Linked DNA regions of Homo sapiens: all the other regions are linked to region 2. Evidence: read pairs that join two places in POLR2A ChIA-PET (ENCODE). Cell type or tissue: A673. All regions are shown on one strand. Region 1 has its middle 1.4 kb from the start of C1orf94. Region 2 overlaps PHC2 (polyhomeotic homolog 2). Region 3 has its middle 7.1 kb from the start of TRIM62.

Region 1 (2,500 bases), 830 kb before region 2:
CACACAAATCTCAGCTCCTGCCTGGGGGTCCCCCGGCAACCTCGATTTTAATCCTAACTGCCATTTTATGGGGCGCTTGCCCTGTGCCAAGCGCTGGGCTCACATTCAATCCTATTAAAGCTCGTGAAATTAGTACCACTTTTTATTATCGTTCTACACGGGAGGAAAGCGAATCTCAAAGTCATAAGGGATTGCGTCCAAGGCCCCCTGAGAAAAGGGAAGCTGAGACTCAGACCCCAGCACTCTAGGCCTGATCTAGCCCTTGACCACTGAGACAGCTTCAGTAGGTGGGTAGGAGCAGGAGTAGGAGGTCCGAGGTGCAGGGAGAAGGGCTAAGTTAGCTGTTTGCTGATCAACAGGCCCCTACCCTCACTGAAGCGGCTTCATTCAATTGGGCACTGACACAGTACCTCTGCTGAGGGAGACTTTCTGGTTCCGAGAGTCAGGGGGTTGCTTCTCTAGCAATTCCCCTGAAAAGGAAAAGCAAGAGGGTGGAGACGGAAGAAAGAAGAATGGACACAAATAGAGGAAGATGGCAGTCTATAAATGCAGGGCTGGGTTGAATCCTGACACTCATTTCCGAGCTGTGTGACCTTAAGAACTTTCTGAACTTCTCCCATCCCCATTCATAATTCCCCCAGTACTGATGCAACCCCTCCTCTGTGCCCGATGAGTTGCTGGGCACTGAAGAAGCATAAGGGTGGGCAAAAATGGCATGGTCCCTGCTCTCCTGGAGCCTGTATACTAGCGAGGAGAGATCGATGCAAACCAGCCAAGCGAGTAAAGCAGCAATAATTACAGATGCAATGGGACTCTGATGGAAAATAACTATTAGGTTGGTGCAAAAGTAATTGCGGTTTTTGCCATCACTTGCAATGGCAAAAACCACAATTACTTTTGTACCAACCTAGTAACAAAGTGAGGCACTGGGGAGAAGAGGGGAGGCAATATTCCATGGTGGTCCAGGCCGACTTCTTTGAGGAGAAAAATTTGAGAAGGATGAGAGGAATTCCTTTTCTGTAAAATGGTGTTAATAAATTATGAGGATCATGTTTCTGGCACATAGTAGGCACTCAAAAAATATGTGTTGGATGAATTAATGGTATACTGTATGTAAAGTGCCTGGTATACAGTAGGTGCCCAATACGCAACCTTGCTCTTTACAGAGGGGCTGAGTTCCTGGAAATGTTTACTCTAAATTTTGAAATCTGAGCTTCATTCTCCTTTGATTTTCATTACAAAATTGAAGATGTGTTCCTTTGGGGAAAATTCTGAGGGCCTAGACTGAATAAAATTATAGTTAAGAATGTAGAAAACCTTTTAAAATAGTGTATTTAAAGGAAAAGTGATCATTTCTGATGAAATATTAATAGTTCTGAAAATGTCACTCAGTGTTTGTGCTGCTTGGCATTTGGTTGGCTAACACCTTAAGCTTAGAGCAGAACGCCAACGACCCTGCACTGCCCAGGCCCCAGGATTCTGGAAGTTAGCCAGCTCACTCACTCTTCCTGTTCCCTCTCCCCCTCAGCAGGAGACCAGGCAACGGGGGCTAAATCAGAAAGGACTGCAAAAAAAAAAAAAAAAAAAATCAAATACAGCAGGGATACGGAACAAAGATAGAGCATGTTTTTAGAGTGCACAGACGAGATTTCTAGAAAATTCTGCAAAAATCTTAAGTGATGTACTTAGAAATAGTATAAAGCTATGTCCATATGGTAGCCACTAGCCACATGGGGTTGTTTTAATTTTAACTTTATTTTTATATAAATTAAATGAAAAATTCAGCTCCTCATTTGCATTAGCCACATATTATGTGCTCAGTAGCCACATATGGCTAGTGGCTACCATATTGGACAGCACAGAGAACATTTCTTATCATTAAATACATATTCTCGGGAACCAGAGTCCCTGGGTTCAGATTCTGAGTTCACGTTTTCTGGCAATGTAAGCTTAGGCAAGTTACTCTGTGCCTTGGTGTATTAGTTTGGTAGGGCTACCATAACGAAGTCCACAGACTGTGTGGCTTAAACAACAGAATTTTATTTCCTTGCCATTCTAGAGGTTAGAAGGCCAAGACCAAGATGTTGGCATTGTTAGTTTCACTCTGAAGTCTCTCTCGCTGGCTTGCACTTGGCTGTGTTCTCCCTATGTCCTCACATGGTCTTCCCTGTATATGTGTCCCTGTCCTAATCACTCCTTTAAAGGACACCAGTCATATTAGATTAGGACACACCCTAATGGCTTTTTTCTTTTTTTTAATCTTAGCTACCTCTTTAAAGGACTCATCTCCAAATACAGTCACATCTGAGGTATTTGGTTTAGGATTGCAGCATATAATTCAGCCCACAACATTTGATTTCTTAGTCTGTAAAATGGGATGATAATGAAGAATACTTGCTTTGTAGAATTACTACAGATGTTCTATTACTAACCAATTGCTTAACACATGGAAAGTCCCTTGAACAACAACTGACAGATAAACGTGTTATACAGTTGTTTG
Region 2 (2,500 bases):
ACTTGAGACTTTGCTTTGCCCTTTAGGACAGAAGCATTTCTGTTATGTTGCAGTCACAGTGGAGGTAACATTTCTTCCTGAAGCCTGACCTCAACAGTGCAAGGACAGGACTACCGACGTAGACCAAGACGTCTGAGGAACACAAACCTCAGATACCTCAGTTTGGGCCACGGAAAGATTAGCCCTGCTCTGGGGCTGTAAGAGGCCAGACTCAGTGAAAGAGTGAGATTAGAATGATTTCCTAATCTTCTCACAGGTCTCAGTGACGTTGGCACTCCTGTGTCCAAGCTCAGCCTAGTCCAGTGTGTTGTGCCTGCATTACATTATTTAATCCTCACCACAGCTATATGTAAGACAGATATAAGTATCCCATTTCATAGATGAGGAAAGAGGCCTAGAGTAACTTGTCCAGCATTACAGGATAGGATTTAAGCCTAGAGTCTTTTTTTTTTTTTTTTTTTTTTTGAGACAGAGTCTTGCTCTGTTGCCAGGATGGAGTGCAGTGGTGCAATCTCGGCTCACTGCAACCTCTGCCTCCAGGGTTCAAGCAATTCTCCTGCCTCAGCCTCCCGAGTAGCGGGGACTACAGGCGCTCGCCACCACACCCAGTTATTTATTTTTTTTTTTGTATTTTTACTAGAGACAGGGTTTCACCATGTTGACCAGGATGGTCTCAATCTCTTGACGTCGTGATCCACCCACCTCAGCCTCCCAAAGTGCTAGGATTACAGGCATGAGCCACTGTACCTGGCCGCCTAGAGTCTTTCTAATCCCACAGTCTTAACTGCCATGTAGCACAGCTTCTGCGTGTATTCAGTGCCAGGCATTTTACATATATAATATTTACTGAAACCTCCCAGACAGGTAGGTAGTATGAGCCTCGTTGTTACAGATGGAGAAACCAAGACTCAGAACAGGCAGTGAGTGCTTGAAGCCACACACCTTTGATTAAAGGTGGAACAGAATATGAGTCCAGGTCTGGCCCCCAGAGCCCATGCTCTTTCTACTCTGCCATTCTTCCTTTTATCTCCCCTGATCTTAGTGTCTACTGTAGAACCTCTCCCATTGGTTCTAGACATTTTGCGTTTTGAAATCATAGCATGGGCCGGAGCACTATGATGTGAGACTATCTGGGAGCCCTTGACCCTGGCATTGGATACCAGTGGACTGGCCTCCATCACCAGGGTTAAGTAGAACTCTTTGAAAACTCCTCCCTGACTCCCTGCAGCCAGGGCCAGCTATTATTCCCTGGTGTGTTGACCTGGTGGAAGTCACTCTGGTCCTGCAGGTGCTGCTGCTGAGTTTGAGCTCAGGCCCCTCTTGCAGTCCTCAGCCTGTGGGCTGGGAAGCGTTCAAGCAGCTGTTTGGAAATCCCCCACTGCTCCCGTTGTCCTGAACTGCATGGGGTGGGGGGAGGGTGGCTGTTCGCTCCATTGATTCCTTCCTGCATAGCTGGGGGTGGCAGCTTGGAGCACATTCAGCTGTTTACAATTCAGCTTATGTACACTTTAGCTGGGGATTGTGGGTGAGTCAGAAGGGCCGTTCTCTTTGCCTGTGTCCTGAGAGACAGCATGAAAGTCAGCTGTATGGTAATGGCTGCCAGCATGGGAGGAGCCCCCTCCCTGCCAGATGCCTTAACGGGAGCTGGTCAACACAGATGCTTAAAATCCAGTAAGCTCTCCAAACCTTTCAACCCAGACCCAGCAAGAGCATTTTGCAGTGACGCTGAGGGCAAGGCTGGAGGGTCCCCTGGCTTGGCCTCTCCTTCATCCTGCTGGCCAGCCCCCTGCAAGGAACTCAGGTGTGGATCTCAGTCATCCGCAGCCAGTGACCCTCCTGTGCCTGAAAAGCTCACCAGTTTTCTCAGCAAAGAGCCCCACAGGGTCCTTCTGTCACTGCTGTGCCTTCCCTTCTCTGGGAGAGGTCCTTCAGAGGAGGTGCTTCAGAGAGGTTCCTCAGGGAGCCACAGCCTGCTGTGTCAAGGCAAGGAGTCCTTGTCCCTTTGACAGCTCTGCCCTTAGCAGATTTGAAAAGGCTGCAGACATTGGATGTTCCCCCTGCCTTCTGGTATTCAGAGGACCCCAGGTGGGAAGGGTCTATAATTTTCCCACCACTAAGAGTTCATTTTGTGCATGTTTTACAAGATACTGTCTTCCAAATAAATGGCATTCGTTTGTTTTATTCTAAAATGCACACTTTTACAATCTGTACTTGAGACGCACACGTAATCAATGTGTAAATTCGTTGTGGGGGAAATGGGTCATCTTAACAACTGACTGCATTTTAGAATTTGGGAAACATGGTAACATGATATTAAATAATAGCATGTTTTGCCCTCCTGAAGGTATATATTATGTGCTGTTTCCTTTTCGGCTTCTTCAGATATTGAATCCAGCTTGTGCGTCCTGATTAACTAGATTCAGGGATCCTGCTTAGTCATCCAGGAATCCCAATTTGGGAATCACTCATCTAGATCATCCTGTGCTTCCCAACCCAAATG
Region 3 (2,500 bases), 150 kb after region 2:
ATAGGATTCCAGAACAGCAGAGGCCAGGTAGCAGCACTTAACCATCAGACACATAGTGTATGGAATTACCATAATGGGCAGCAAAGTCAGAAACTCAACCAAGGGGCCCTTACCCACAGAGATCTGTGGGATTGCTAATAGACCCTGAAGTTCCTAAGGGCGAGATCAGTGGGTGACTAGCAAGGGTATTGCTGCCCAATATAATAAAAACAGATCAAGAGCATGTAATGTGAAGACTGAGGTGAGCCATCACAGTGGAAAATCACTATCCCTCACCCATTTTTCATGCTTAAGCTAGTCCTCAGACCCAGTACCACAGTAACTGTACACAGGAGAACAAAAATATCCAGATATTTCTATAGTTGGGGAATTCAGAGTCCGGACTGACACTGATTCCAGGGGATCCAAATTGCCACTATAGCCCTCCTGTTAAAGTAAGGAGATATGGAGGCAAGATGATAAATGGAGTCTTTGCCAAAGCCCATTTTACAGTGAGTCCAGTGGGTCTTCACACCCTCCTGTGACTATTTTCCCCATCCCTGAATACTTAATTGGGATTAGTAAACTCAGCAGGCAGTAGAAACCTCACATCGGTTTCTTAATCTGTAAAGAAACTGGTGAGGGTCACCCAAAGCAGAGGTGACAACAGTATGTGTATATATATATATGTGTATGTGTGTATGTATATATATACGTATATATGTGTATATATATATACGTATATATATACATATATATATATATATATATATATATATATATATATATGCTGGAATGTGAATTTCTGAACCCCAGCCCCAGCACTACACAAGTTGATACAGAAGTGTGGTTGCGGCGCTAAGAGGCAACAGCTTAACAACTGACAAGAGTTACAATAAACGATGTAGAATATATATATATGGGGGATCAACTGATTATATAGCCAGAGTTTCCCATTGTAAGTTGTGTACTGTCAGATCCACCCAACTGTATAGTCGAGTATGTGCAACAGTAATCCATTGAAGGGTGGACATGGAACGTTGTCATGAACTAGGCCTGAGCAGGACCAGAGGTCACAAATAAACTACAGAAGCAGGCCCAGAATCCCCTGTTGTGATCCCTGCATTGGAACCTCTCCCCTCAGCTCACACTTATGAAATCATGAGAGATTCCTGATGACCAGGTGACAGAGGAGGAAAAAGCTTAGGCCTGGTTTATGGACAGGTTGGCACAATAGGTTGGTGGAAAACAAAAGTGCACTCTTACTGCACTACAGTCCCACTCAAGGGCTCCTGAAGAACAGCCATGTGGAGAATTTTTTGCAGGGGCAGAACTTTAGGCGGTGCATTGAGTCATCAACTTGGTGCAGAAAGAGTCGTGGCCTGAGGTCAGGAATCCCAGGCAGTAGTGAACAGTTCAGCTGATTGCTCAGGGACTCGTGAAGAGCAAGACTGCAAAATTGCAGTTAAGGAGGTCTGGGGAAGAAGCATGTGGATTGATCTTTGAGAGAAGACACAAAAATATGTGGGTCTCTGTCTCATTTCATTGTCTACCAGAGGGTGTCCATCGCAGAGAAGGTGCTGAACAATCAGTTAGATAGGATGATTCATCCAGTGGAAATGAGCTTATCTCTCTCCTTAGCTGCCCCAGAGCATGCACAACAGACCCATAACTGAGAAGCCATGGTAAGAGGGATGGAAGCCACGCATGGCCCAACAGCATGGGCTTCCTCTGGCCGAGGCTGACCTAGGTATTACTACTAAGTGTCCAATCTGTCAAAGCACAGGCAGGGCTGAGCTCTTGACATGGTACCACCCCTCAAGGAGGGCACCCAGCCACATGGTGCCAGTTGATTACACTGGACCCAACCACCCTGGAGGTGCTGTGACTCTTCTATGACTTCATGGGACTGATACAGATTTGCCTTCTCTGTCCACAATGTCATGATCAGCAGCACTCTCTCAGAGTTCCCAGGGTGTGCAGTTTATCATCAAAGCATTCCCCCATAACATGGCCATGGAGAAAGTGAGCACATGACCATGTTATTCACTGGTCCTGCTATTTACCATACCAACCAGGGCTGCATCCTGAGAAAATGCTGGAATAACCACTTGAAGGCATAGCTAAGTCATCAGCTTGAAGATAGGGTTGAGAACCTGTCCTTACATGTTTGTTTGTTTGTTTGTTTGTTTTGAGATGAAGTCTCATTCTGTTGCCCAGGCTGGAGTGCAGTGGCACAATCTCTTACTTCAACCTCTGCCTCCTGGGTTCAAGGGATTCTCTTGCCTCAGCCTCCCGAGTAGCTGGGATTACAGGCACCCGCCACCACCCCCGGCTAATTTTTGTATTTTTAGTAGAGACGGGGTTTCACCATGTTGGTCAGGCTGGTCTCAAACTCCTGACTTCGTGATCTGCCCGTCTCGGCCTCCCAAAGTGCTGGGATTACAGGCGTGAGCCATCACACCCTGCCTCCCTTACATGTATTTCTATACTTGAGACAATAGCTATTGTAAGGGTGCTA

Evidence for each region. ChIA-PET counts read pairs that join two places held together with the same protein. Peaks named below come from ENCODE experiments on the same cell type or tissue, not always from the same donor. Only the 100,000 strongest peaks of a DNase experiment are listed, where the experiment ranks them.
Region 1: POLR2A ChIA-PET joins it to region 2 with 8 read pairs; 1 of 35 experiments calls an interaction of 5 or more read pairs at or near these places.
Region 3: POLR2A ChIA-PET joins it to region 2 with 6 read pairs; 10 of 35 experiments call an interaction of 5 or more read pairs at or near these places.

What each region holds. Positions count from the first base shown.
Region 1 is chr1:34,174,279-34,176,778 of GRCh38, reverse strand. It overlaps a transcript of C1orf94 not described here. Among named protein-coding and RNA genes, the nearest start is that of C1orf94, 1.4 kb to the left of the region's middle. In A673, no CTCF peak of the experiment used is centred here; a DNase peak (open chromatin) is centred at 1,498.
Region 2 is chr1:33,341,434-33,343,933 of GRCh38, reverse strand. All of the region lies in intron 9 of PHC2 (polyhomeotic homolog 2), which reads left to right. Among named protein-coding and RNA genes, the nearest start is that of PHC2-AS1, 7.7 kb to the left of the region's middle. RefSeq lists an enhancer at 1,096-1,704. In A673, no CTCF peak of the experiment used is centred here; a DNase peak (open chromatin) is centred at 1,463; H3K4me3 peaks cover 1,009 bases; H3K27ac peaks cover 2,063 bases.
Region 3 is chr1:33,187,903-33,190,402 of GRCh38, reverse strand. It overlaps a transcript of ZNF362 not described here. Among named protein-coding and RNA genes, the nearest start is that of TRIM62, 7.1 kb to the right of the region's middle. In A673, no CTCF peak of the experiment used is centred here; no DNase peak of the experiment used is centred here.